2 separate regions of the Homo sapiens genome follow, and region 2 is linked to region 1. Evidence: chromatin loops called from intact Hi-C (ENCODE). Cell type or tissue: Caco-2. All regions are shown on one strand. Links, peaks and the distances in the headings refer to the core of each region. The heading gives the core; the rest is flanking DNA.

Region 1 (6,672 bases), core at 827-5,826:
ACTCAGGGACCAAGCCAGAGAGATGTGCCAGCGCCTCCCAAGGGAGAAGCCATTCTCCAGCAGCTGGACAGGACCAGAGCCTGCCCCGCATGTCCGGCCGGGGTTCTACCCAGAGCCAGCCTGGCACAGCCTCGGTCCCTAATCATGTTTGCTGAATGCCTTGAATACAAGCGCCGGTGCCCAGAATCTCCTTGAGGTTTCAGCTGGGCGTGCCGGGCCCATCCCCCACTCTGGGGAGCAGAATGATTGTGGGGGGTGGTAACAGGGGACACCCTGAGGTGGTGGTGGCCTTGGTAGGACAGGCAGGCAGAGCTGGGGGTGGGGGCGCCCTGGGCTCGGCTAATTAAACAGCGACCGTGATGAATTGGAGAGAAACTGCTGCTTGCTAATTAAAGGTGCAGGCAACTTGCCTGGCAAGGATGGGAGGCAGAAGTCCTGGAAACATGTTGAGGTCCAGGCCAGCGAGGACAGAGCTTGGCCAAAGTCCCCCACCGTGCCCATTCTGGGCATCCCTCCCATTGCCCTCCCCCGCCCAGCAGGGGCCCGCAGCCCCCTCCCCACTTCCCTATCTCTCCGACCCACCTTGCTGAGCCTGAGGCCTCCAACTTCCCCCCACCCCTCCCCACCAACCCAAATCCTTTCCTGATAAGGGCCTGGGTGTTGCGGAGGAGGAGGCTGGCGCTGGTGGCTGGGCTGGGGGTGGACTCGCTGAGCCTTTGAGGTCCTCCTTCCCGCCCCACCGCCAAGGTCCCAGAGGTGGGCAGTGAGTCCAGCCAAGACTGATGTGGCCTGTTGGGAACAAGGCCCCCAAGAAGATCATAGAATCTTAGTACCTGAGACTCGCAAGGGGCTTTAGGTCTTCCCTAATTTCCCAACAGTCCCCAGTGTCAGCCCAGGTGTGGGAGACAGGGACAGCACTTCTTACCCGGCTCAGCATTCCAGTTTTTGTAAAGGGAAAACTGGCCAGGCGAGGTGGCCACTGCCTGTGATCCAGCATGTTGGGAGGCTGAGGCAGGAGAATCGCTTGAGCCCGGGAGTTCAAGACAGGCCTAGGAAACATAGGAGACCCTCTCTCTAAAAAAAAAAAAAAAAAAAAAAAAATTAGCTGGGTGTGTTGGCTTGCGCCTGAGGGTTCAGCTACTCATGGGGTAGCTACTCAAGTGGGAGGATCACTTCAGCCCAGAAGGTTGAGGCCGTAGTGAGCCATGATCGCCCCACTACACTCCAAAGTGGGCAACAGAGCGAAACCCTATTCAAAAAAAAAAAGGAAAAGAAACGAGAAAATTGGAGCAAATGATCTCTGAGCCTTGAAGATTCTTACAGGGTGGACAAGAAAACCCCCTGAAGCTGCTCATCCCTGCCCCAAGTCACTTCAAAGCAGGGCTGTAGGCTCAGACACCTTTACCAACCAACGTGACCTCAGGCAAGGGAGCTCATTGTCACATGCCTGGGTTTCCCCATTTGCAAGGCTGGGGATGGCAACAGAGCCCACCTCAAAGGGTCTCTGAGAAGACTGGAGGAGATAACAAAGGTGAAGTGTCCAGCACAGCAACTGGTCTGACCTGAATAGCCAGCCACTGCCATCTGAAAGGTCTGGGGAACTGGGGGGTGACCTGGCACCTAGCCTGTCCGAGTCTTACCTCTTCATGTGGCAGCTGCAGTCTGGCACTCTGAGGAGGAGGATTAGAGAGCTTAAGTGACTTCTGCAAAGCCACACCACTACGGAAGAGGAAGAGGCAGCCTTGGATCCCTTGAGTGAGGAGAGGATGGGACCTGGATTCCTATGTTGACATTTGTTGAGCATCTACTGGATGCAGGGTCCTGAACAAGACCCCAGGAAGGGACTAAGATGAATCTGAGATTCACTCTGCCTTTAAGGGGACCCCAGTCTGGAAGGAGAGAGAAAACACACATACAAATAACTAGAATGCAAAGCAAATGTGGCTGGATGCAGTGGCTCACACCTGTCACTTTGGGAGGCTTAGGCAGGAGGATCACTTGAGATCAGGAGTTCGAGACCAGCCTGGCCAACACAACAAAACCTCGTCTCTACTAAAAATACAAAAATTAGCTGGGTGTGGTGGTGCACGCCTGTAGTACCAACTACTTGGGAGACTGAGGCACGAGAATCACTTGAACCTGGTGGGGCAGAGGTTACAGTGAACTGAGATCGTGCCAGTGAGCTGAGATCATGCACTTCAGCCTGGGCGACAGAGCAAGACTCCATCTCAAAAAAAAAAAAAAAAAAAAAAAAAAGCAAATACCCCTGGCATCAGAGGGGGCCCAGCAGCCCTCCATGCAAAGGGGCTGGGGTGAGACTCTTGGGATGGCGGGGAGATGCTGCTGTGTCTTGGAGCTCAATTTGCAAGGCAAAGGTTTTGATTTTATTTGAACGATAAAATCAGCCCTGGGGGTCATGGGGGTGCTGATGGAGCCTCCTCTGGCTTTTTTGGGAAGTTCTGGGTGGTCCCTGACCTCTGTGATTCCTGCTTCGAAGGTTCTGGGATCTATCCTGGAGGTATCTAGGAGTCCCGGATGCTGTGGTTTTTGGAGACTACACTGTCCAGACCCCCAGCATGAATACATTCACGTCCACAAAAAACAGTGAGGGCCCCCTTCCAGGTAGCCAGACACGCACCAGTTTGGGGGGCTTCCTGCTGCTGGGCAATTTGGTGGGGAGAGGATGCAGCACCAGTGAGAGGCCCTCTCAGAGATGGTGGAAGCCTCTCAAGGCTGAGAGATGCAAGGCTGCTGGCCCCGATGTTGCAAAGCCTGAGCCTCAGGCGGCAACCCAAAGCGGGCAGGGTGAGTGCTAGGTCACTGGCCTTGGGGATGGTGCCTCCGTCACTCCCTTCCTGGAGATCAGAGCTCAGCCAGAGGAGCGGGCTGGTCTAGCCACAGGAAGTCTGTGCAAGCACAGCCAGCAGCTCCTGGAAAATAGGCGCTGCTCTCAGCCTCCCCAGGGCACCCTGCACCCAAGCTGGGCCAAATGATGGTCTGGGGCGCCCTCTGGTGGCTCCTCTGGGCAGTGGTGGATGCTGAAGCCACTGTGAATTTAAGGGTGGGTGGGGCAGAGATGGTCAGAGTTGGAAGATTTCAAGGTGGACCACTCTTTCCACTACACAGATGGGAAAACCAAGGCCCAGAGGGAAGTGACCTGCCTACAGTTGCACAGCCAGTGACTAATACAAGAACAGAACCCAGAAGTTCCTCTGTACCAATGCTTTTTTTTAGGGGGTCTCAAGACATCCCACCCTAGGGGAGGGAAGGCTGAGTGTCCAGGGCTCACTCCCAGTGCATATGGACAGCTGAACTGTAGGTCGCTGAGTATCTGTGTGACATAGCATGCAGCACTTCCCTCCCAGGCTTGGTTCTTTGCCTCTAAAGCCTGGGGTTACTGTGTTGGCAAGGGATGGGGGACTAGGCCTCCTGCTTGCACACTGCTAGAACTGAGGGTGTAAACCAGCCAATCTTTCGGGGAGTTCTAAGAAGAGTGTTCCTACAGCTGGTATCATACTTCATGGTGAGAGATTGGGTGCTTTCCCCAAGACCAGGAACAAGACAAGGATGTCCACTCTTACGGCAAAGTTGAATTCACGACTTGTATTCAACACTGTACTGGGTACAATGGCAAGAAAATAAAGTCATCCAGATTGCAAAAGAAGAAGTAAAACTATCCCTACTTGCAGATGACATGATCTTATATATAGAAAATCTTGGTTGGGAGCAGTGGCTCATGCCTGTAATCTCAGCACTTTGGGAGGCCAAGGCAGGTGGATCACCTAAGGTCAGGAGTTTAAGACCAGCCTGGCCAGCAAGGCAAAACCATGTCTCCACTAAAAATACAAAAATTAGCCAGGCGTGGTGGTGTGTGCCTGTAACCCCAGCTACTCAGGAGGCTGAAGCACAAGAATTGCTTGAACTTGGGGTGCAGAGTTTGCAGTGAGCCAAGATCACGCCACTGCACTCCAGCCTGGGTGATGGAGCGAAAAAAAAAAAAAGAGAAAATCCTAAAGAATCCACTAAAAAAAAGTTATAACTAATAATTGGGTTTGGCAAAGTTGCAGGATACAAGATCAATATACAAAAATCAATTGAGCTTCTACACATTTGCAATGAACACTTCAAAAATGTAATTATGAAAATAATTCAATTTATACTAGCATCAAAGAGAATAAAATGCTTAGGAATAAAAGAAGTACAAAACTTATAATCTGAAAACTACAAAACATTGTTTAAAGAAATTAAAGATGCCATAAATAAATGGAAAAATACCAATGTTCATAGATCTAAAGACCCAATACCATTAAGATGGCAAGACTCCCCAAATTGATCTTCAGATTCAACACAATCTCCATCAAAATTCCAACTTGGTTCTTTACAGAAATTGACAAGCTGATCCTAAAATTCATATGGAAATTTAAGGGACTCAGAAAAGCTAAAACAGTCCTGAAAAAGAATAATGGTGGGCCAGGCGTGGTAGCTTATGTCCGTAATCCCAGCACTTTGGGAGGCCGAGGTGGGCAGATCACTTGAGTCCAGGAGTTTGAGACCAGCCTGGGTGATATGGTGAAACCTCATCTCTACAAAAAATACAAAAATTTAGCTGGGTGTGGTGGCATGTGCCTGTAGTCCCAGCTACTCAGGAGGCTGAGGTGGGAGGATCACTTGAACCTGGGAGGTAGAGATTGCAGTGAACCAAGAATGTGCCACTGCATTCCAGCCCGTGTGACACAGCAAGATCCTTCCCCAAAAAAAGAAGAAGAAAAAATGAACAATGTTGGAGTGCACACACTTCCAATTTCAAAAATTACTATAATAAACTACAGTAATCAGGACAATGTGGTACTGGCATAAGGACAGACATAGAGATCAATGAAATATAAATAAGAGTCCTGAGAGTCCAGAAATAAACCCTCACATTTGGTTCAGCCGCAAGAGCCGAACATATTTAATGGTGGAGTTCAATGGGGAAAACAGAGTCTTGCAAAAGAAAGAGGTCAGACCCCTGCCTCACACCATACACAAAAATTAAAGTGGATGAAAACAAATGTAGGAGCTAAAACTATAAAACTCTGAGAACATAGACATAAATCTTCATGACCTTGGATTAGGCAATAGTTTCATAAATATGATACCAAAAGCACAAGCAACCAAAGAAAAAATAGACTAGGCTTCATCAGAATTTAAAATTTTGCATCAGGCATGGTGGCTCACACCTGAAATCCCAGCACTTTGGGAGGCTGTGGCAGGAGGATCGCTTGAGACTGGACACTATCAAAAAAGTGAAAAGACAACCCACAGGATAGGAGAAAATAACTGACAATCATATATCTGATAACAGATTCTAACCAGCATATATAAAGAACCCTTACAACTCAATAATAAAAGACAAATAGCCCAGTTTAAAAATGGGCTGAGCCAAGTGTGGTGCTCACTCCTGTAATCCCAGCACTTTGGGAGGCTGAGGTGGGCAGATCACCTGAGGTCATGAGTTCAAGACCAACCTGGCCAACATGGAGAAACCCCATCTCTACTAAAAATATAAAAATTAGCCCGGCGTGGTGGCAGACGCCTGTAATCCCAGCTACTCAGAAGGCTGAGGCAGGAGAATCACTTGAACCCAGGAGGTGGAGGTTGCAGTGAGCCAAGATCACACCACTGCACTCCAGCCTGGGTGACAGAGCAAGACTCCACCTCAAAATTTAAAAAATAAAAATAGAAACAGGCAGATATGGTTGGGATGTTTGTCTCCTCCAAATCTCATGTTGAAATGTGATCTCCAGCGCTGGAGGTGGGGCCTGCTGGGAGATGTTTGGGTCACGGAGGTGACTCCCTCATGAATGGCTTGGTGCCCTCCTCACAGTAATGAGGGAGTTCTTGCTCTGTTAGTTCACAAGAGAGCTGGTTGTCTGAAGGAGGCTGGCAGTGCCCACCCTTTCTCTTGCTCACACTGGCTCCCCTTTGCCTTCTGCCATGATTGGAAGCTTCCTGAGGCCTACTCCAGGAGCAGGTGCTGGTGCCATGTGTCCTGTACAGCCTGTAGAACTGTGAGCCAAATAAACCTCTTTTCTTTACAAATTACTCAGTCTCAGCTATTCCTTTATAGCAATGCAAACAGACTAATGCATGGGCATAGGATGTAAATAGACATTTCTCCAAAGAAGACATACAAATGGCCAATAAGCACATGAAAAGATACTCAACATCATTAGTCATTAGGAAAATGCAAGTCAAAACCACAATGAGATAGCACTTTGTACCCACTAGGTTAGTTATAATAAAAAAGACAGATAATAACAAGTGTTGATGAGAATATGGAGAAATCAGAACCCTCATACACTGCTGGTAAGAATGTAAAACGTTTTGGAAAAAGCCTGGCAGTTCAAAAGGTTATATATAGAGTTACATGATCCAGCAATTCTGCACCTAAAAGGTATATACCCAAGAGAAATGAAAACATGTATTCACATAAAAACTTACATAAGGCCGGGCGCAGTGGCTCATGCCTGTAATCCCAGCACTTTGGGAGGCCAAGGCAGGTGGATTTTCGGAGTTCAGCAGTTCGAGAACACCCAGGGCAACATGGTGAAACCCTGTCTCTACCAAAAATAGAAAAAAAATAGCCAGGTGTGGTGGCATGTACCTGTAGTCCCAGCTACTCAGGAGGCT
Region 2 (5,704 bases), core at 705-5,704, 830 kb before region 1:
TAGCAGCCAAGGCCCCAAAGGAGAGGGTGACAGGGGCGGGGGGCCCGCGGAGGGCAGTGCTGGGCCCCCGGCAGCCCTGCCCCAGCAGACTGCGACACCTGAGACCAGCGTCAAGAAGCCCAAGGCTGAGCAGGGAGCCTCAGGCAGCCAGGATCCTGGAAAGCCCAGGGTGGGCAAGAAGGCAGCAGAGGGCCAAGCAGCAGCCAGGAGGGGCTCACCTGCCTTTCTGCATAGCCCCAGCTGTCCTGCCATCATCTCCAGGTGAATATCCCCTCCTGGGAGTGGGGAGGGGTCCTGTGGTTCTGTCCCTAGGGGTCCTGCTTAATTCCCTTGTCTTAGGCATGGTTATCATCACATTCAGTGCTGGGGAGTGTAGTTCTGACATTCAGTTTCCTCTGTCCTGTGAATTGCCTCTACCGCCTTGTCCCCTGCAGAAACCAGAACCCTGCCACAATTCATACAAGACTGGAGTAAGAGAGACCCTCAAAGACTGCCTAGGTTGAACATATCTTCTCTAGGCTTCTGGGGTCCGAAGTTCCCCTTACTCCATGGGCTTGGGTCTAGCCAAGGGCAGGGTTGAGATGGCAGGCAGAAAGGCTAAAGGTGTCAGGCAAAAGGCTGTGTATTTCCTAGGACATCCAGTATTTTCCTGTTCTTCTTAATATAATTATTGGTAAGATATGAAAAGATGACTAATAACCAGATTGGAGGATCATTGATAATATTTTCATAACCATAATATAGCACATGTGTGATGCCATCAGTTATACTTACCTGAATGCTAATGAGGTCATTAATGATATATTGTAAGCCACAATAAGAACATTTACCATATCACTTTGATAATTATGTATCAATTATATCACAACAGATTTTATGAATCAAGAGCTACATAACTCCCTAGTTGTATCCACATGATGATTAACCATATCAACAATCCTATTAATAGTTATTAATGATGTATTAGTGTGTTGGTAGTCAAGATAATGACCACAGCCATGAACATCCCTTAATTTTGTACCAGGTGAATTTGGCTGTATTACACCATGCATTTGGGGTGGGGTTGGATTAGCTCTGCAGATTGCATTGAGACTTGCCTGATGCCACAGGCTGTGGCCGCTGAGGGCTTCACCTCTGTGTTCTCACCTTCTAGTTCTGAGAAGCTGCTGGCCAAGAAGCCCCCAAGCGAGGCATCAGAGCTCACCTTTGAAGGGGTGCCCATGACCCACAGCCCCACGGATCCCAGGCCAGCCAAGGCAGAAGAAGGAAAGAACATCCTGGCAGAGAGCCAGAAGGAAGTGGGAGAGAAAACCCCAGGCCAGGCTGGCCAGGCTAAGATGCAAGGGGACACCTCGAGGGGGATTGAGTTCCAGGCTGTTCCCTCAGAGAAATCCGAGGTGGGGCAGGCCCTCTGTCTCACAGCCAGGGAGGAGGACTGCTTCCAGATTTTGGGTAGGCCAGGGGCAGGTGGGGGCTGGGGCTGCCCTGGGGCCAGGGGGAGGGAAGGGGGCTGTCAGTCCCAAGTCTACCTATTCGGAGGTCTGAACTGCCCTGAGCCAAGCCTTACCCAGGCCCATTCATCTAAGGGTCACACAACTCCAGAAAGTATTCCTTTTTTAACGTATGTTTATTCATTTGTTTATTTGTTTTAAAAGATAGGGTCTTGCTACGTTGCCCAGGCTGGCTTCAAACTCCCAGCCTCAAGTGATCCTCCCACCTTGGCCTCCCGAGTAGCTGGGACTACAGGCGTGTACAACCATACCTGGCTTTCTTCAATCTTATTTTTTAAGATGTATTTTTATTTTTAAATTTAGTATTCCCTTTTGATAGATGGGGAAAGGAAGGCTCAGAAAAAGGAAAATGAAGTGCCCAAACATATCCAGTGAAGACAGGATTTGAACCTGTCAGGCCACCCAGACTCCAGAACCCACTTTTGAGTTTTTTCTACTTTGACTAAAATGAAGTTAAAAAAAAGAAAAATCAGGCAGATTATTGGAGCAACACAAACTCCCTGGGCAATGGAATTTGGAGTCAATCTGTAGAAGGGCTCAAATGCCAGGCTTAGTAGCTAAACTGTATAGTGGGGTGGGGTCGTGGGAGCTATAGAGGGCTCATGCGCTGAGGAGCACAGGTGCCTGTGTGTGGGAGCAGTGACCAAGGAAGCTGGGCATGTGCAATGGGGCAGGACTGTGGAGTGGCCTTCATTGATGATTAGACAAGCAGCCCGTGGCTTGTTCATGGGCTGCAGAGAGCACTGAGTGTGAGTGAGCTTGGCCAGCAGGTGAATAGGGAAAGGGCCTGGGCAGGGGTGCGGCAGGGCTGGGGGTGGGGTGAGATGGGGTCAGGAGAACCCAGAGTGTCCTGACACCCCCCTGCCTCCAGGCTGAAGTGCCCTGGGAGACCCGCCAGCCTGCCTGGTGAGCGGCACCGTGCCACCCAGACAGGGTGGGAGGACCTGGCGGCTGGGCGGCAGCCAGGAGCCCTGCCTCCGCCCCTAGCAGCCGCAGAGACCTCCGCCCCGCCCCGAAATCGCATCCTAGAGTGACAGGATCTGAACCACCTCCAAAGGCCGTTTGATTTATCACCAGCCCGGCTTCCCTGCCGCCTCTTGCTATTTATAAAGAGGTTTCCATTCCTGATGACCGCCTGCCGGCCTGCCAGCCTTCAGGGCGAGCGGTTCCCCACACTTGCCGCTAGGTGGCGCCCTCTCCCCACCAAACAGCACGGTCCCCGGTCCCGCCCCGCCATGGGTGGTCTGGCCAGATTGCGGTGTTATTAGGATGGAGGGTGGGCAGGTCCCACCACCTACCCCATTATTCAGACATAGCAACCCCACTGCCTGGCATTCCGCTTTATAGCTGCTGTGTTTGATTGTTTTTGGTGGAAATGCAGATAGCTTGGGATGGAGTCCTTGTGTCTTATAATGCAGAGGGTCCAAAAAGTCCAAGCTCCCATCCCGTTTGTTCTGCCAGGAGAAGCTGGTCCTCCCTGATAGGAGTGTTGTGTTGGTGGCAGAACTGATATTGGAAACTGGGCCCCATAGCCCCTATCCTGGAGCCAGGTGTCCCCCAGGTATCACTTGGTGAACTTAACTTCCCTAGATGGGGCCCAGGCCAGCAGGAGGGGTGGTGCCAAGGGGAATCCTCAGCAGCCCCTGGCACTGACCATGAGGGCTGTGCTCTGTCCCCCAGATGATTGCCCGCCACCTCCGGCCCCCTTCCCTCACCGCATGGTGGAGCTGAGGACCGGGAATGTCAGCAGTGAATTCAGTATGAACTCCAAGGAGGCGCTCGGAGGGTGAGATCTGGGACCCCAGCTGGGCACTCATGGACAGAGAGTACACCGGGCTCCTGTGGCTTCACATTTCCCCTGTGCAAGGCCCAGACACACACCCCGCTGAGACATGGCCACATGGACATGTTCACCTCTGTGTGGGACACACACTGTGTGCAGCTGTCACATGCTGATGTGCACTCAGTGTTGCTGTCACTTACTCAGACGCACCGTCAGCCATTCAGTGCTTCCGTAGGAAATACACAGCATTTTTCTGTCTGTCTCAGCTCCAGGCACCACACTGACCCCCTCATGGTGATTCCTGCTTTGTAAAAAGCCCTGACTCAGTCTTATACCTCTGCAGATCCTCCCTCTGCCTGAAGGTGCCCTCCCCCAGGGCCCAGGGCCTGCCTGCCCTAAACCTCTAAGGGTCGCATCCCAGGGCCATCCTCCCTACACGCCTGCTCTTCCTGTGCACGTGGTCTGTGTGGTTCAAAGAACCTGCTTCAGCCATTGTCCTGGCAGAACAGCTCACAGCTTCAGGAGGGAGTCAGGGCTGGCTGGGGTGAGTGCTCCCATCTCACCAAAGGGGATCCAGAGGCACCACTGGGTCTGGGACCAAGTTAGGATCAGAGCAAAGGATGCCACTGACCCCGGTGGGCTCTGGGGTCCCCTCACTTACAGCCTCTTCTCTTTCCAGTGGCAAGTTTGGGGCAGTCTGTACCTGCATGGAGAAAGCCACAGGCCTCAAGCTGGCAGCCAAGGTCATCAAGAAACAGACTCCCAAAGACAAGGTAGTGAGGTTGCGGGGGTGGTGGCTGCCCAGGATGGGGAGGGGATCCTTGGAGTGGGCACCTCTCGCCTCCCTCCACCAGCGCTGCTGAACCTGGGGCCTGGTATGGGAGTTTGTTGCAGTGAAAATACTACACAGATAGAGAGATGGATGGACAGCCCTGCAGCAGGGGCCTGAGGACCCTACCCATAACCAGATACTTCAGTTAGTGAACTTATCTGGGGACTTCCCTTTTAGGCATGGGATATTCATGCCCTCTGGTTCAATTCAACAAACACTGATGAGTGTGGGCTCTGGGCCAGGCCCTGTGCTGGGCACTGGGGGTCTGGGAGTGAAGTGGGTGTGGTCTCCACCCTCAGGGAGCTGAAGCCAAGGTAAACAAGCCTGGCCTAGAGCTTTGCCTCTAGTACCCACGGCCTGGGCTGGGTTCAGAGGAGGCCACGAGCAGTGTTTGTTGAAGGAATGAAAGGATGCAGGCAGGTAGAGTGAGGGAGTCTGCTGTGTGAGGAGGTAATAGCAACCTCGTGTGACCACAGCTGTGACTCAGGGAAACTGCGGGGTAGCATTTTGGGGTTCAAGAGAGCTTCTGACTCAGGCCGAGGGGTCAGGGAAGCTTCCTGGACCAGCTGCCTTTTGAGCGAGGGCTTTGAGGAGACGTTCCAGTGGAGAAGGCAGGGGCAGAGTTTCAGGCAGAGGGGACTATGGGAGGAAAGGCTCGAGGGCCAGAGATAGCAGGAGGTGCTGGGGAGTGAGGTTCTGGGCATCCCAGGCAGAAGCCACAGTGTGGGCACAGGCCCGACCCCAGTGAAAGCGTGAGAAGCAGCTCTAGCCGCTGCAGCCCTGGGTCCCCATTATGGCTCTAAGCACACTGGAAGGAGTGCATTTTCTATGTGACAACGTCCTTTTTCGTCTCTTCCACTTACAGGGCCTGGGTCCGTGTTATTGTCTCCTAGGTCCCAGGCCTCTGTCACAGGCTCTGGCTCAGCATAGATGTTCAGTACCTACCTGCGGCTCAATTAACTGGGGCCAGTTTTCAGTTGATAATTATTGAGCACTTCTCTGCCATTCAGTGGGTCAGGGGCTGGGGAAATGTCAGTGACCTAAAAACACCCCTGCCCTCATGGGCTGACATGCTACAGTGGAGGGAGAGACAACTAAAACATAAAGCAAAAAGAAAAAAGAAAAGAAAAGAGAAGAAAAGAAGGCCTGGCATCAGGTACTGAGAAGTGCTAGGAGGGAAAATAAAGCCAGGTAAGGTAGAGGGGGTACAGGGCTGATGGGGGCGCTTTTAGATAGGGAGGTGAGATCAGTCCTCTCTGAGAAAGACATATGTGAGGTGAGAACTGAATGAAGGGGTGGGTAAAGGCAGAAGGGGAGCCATCCTGGCAGTGAAACAAGGGTTAGTGTTTAACCACTGGATCTGGGTAGGGCAGGTGTGGAGAGAGGCCCGATTTACAGCATTTGCCATTTCTCATGGTGTAAGTATTCCTATTATAGCCGATATATCAGCCTACCGATGTGACAGCTGGCTTGCGACTTTCTGAAAGTGACAAATAATGGTGTCTTAAACTAGGAAGGCAGTGGTGGAGGAGGTGCGAATGATTGGATGTATAATCTAGCTTGAAGGTAGATGATGCT

What was found. Hi-C counts contacts between places; a loop is a spot of excess contacts. Peaks named below come from ENCODE experiments on the same cell type or tissue, not always from the same donor. Only the 100,000 strongest peaks of a DNase experiment are listed, where the experiment ranks them.
Region 2: it touches region 1 in a loop (25-fold over the local background); 20 of 110 quality-filtered maps call a loop at or near these places.

What each region holds. Positions count from the first base shown.
Region 1 is chr20:32,650,093-32,656,764 of GRCh38, forward strand. C20orf203 (chromosome 20 open reading frame 203) reads right to left here. Exons shown (of 6, transcript NM_182584.4): 2 at 1,641-1,889; 3 at 926-1,074; 4 at 1-789. The coding sequence starts at 1,060. The coding sequence ends at 340. Among named protein-coding and RNA genes, the nearest start is that of C20orf203, 21 kb to the right of the region's middle. RefSeq lists an enhancer at 2,642-2,691 and a silencer at 2,982-3,081. In Caco-2, for the core only: a CTCF peak has its summit at 3,007 (motif pointing left); a DNase peak (open chromatin) is centred at 2,979.
Region 2 is chr20:31,820,286-31,825,989 of GRCh38, forward strand. MYLK2 (myosin light chain kinase 2) reads left to right here. Exons shown (of 13, transcript NM_033118.4): 3 at 1-261; 4 at 1,154-1,452; 5 at 3,192-3,297; 6 at 3,974-4,067. Among named protein-coding and RNA genes, the nearest start is that of MYLK2, 3.8 kb to the left of the region's middle. RefSeq lists enhancers at 1-96, 2,426-2,485, 2,953-3,480, 3,481-4,007, 4,208-4,708 and a silencer at 2,786-2,835. In Caco-2, for the core only: a CTCF peak has its summit at 2,700 (motif pointing right); DNase peaks (open chromatin) are centred at 2,236, 2,636, 3,346, 3,763 and 2 weaker places.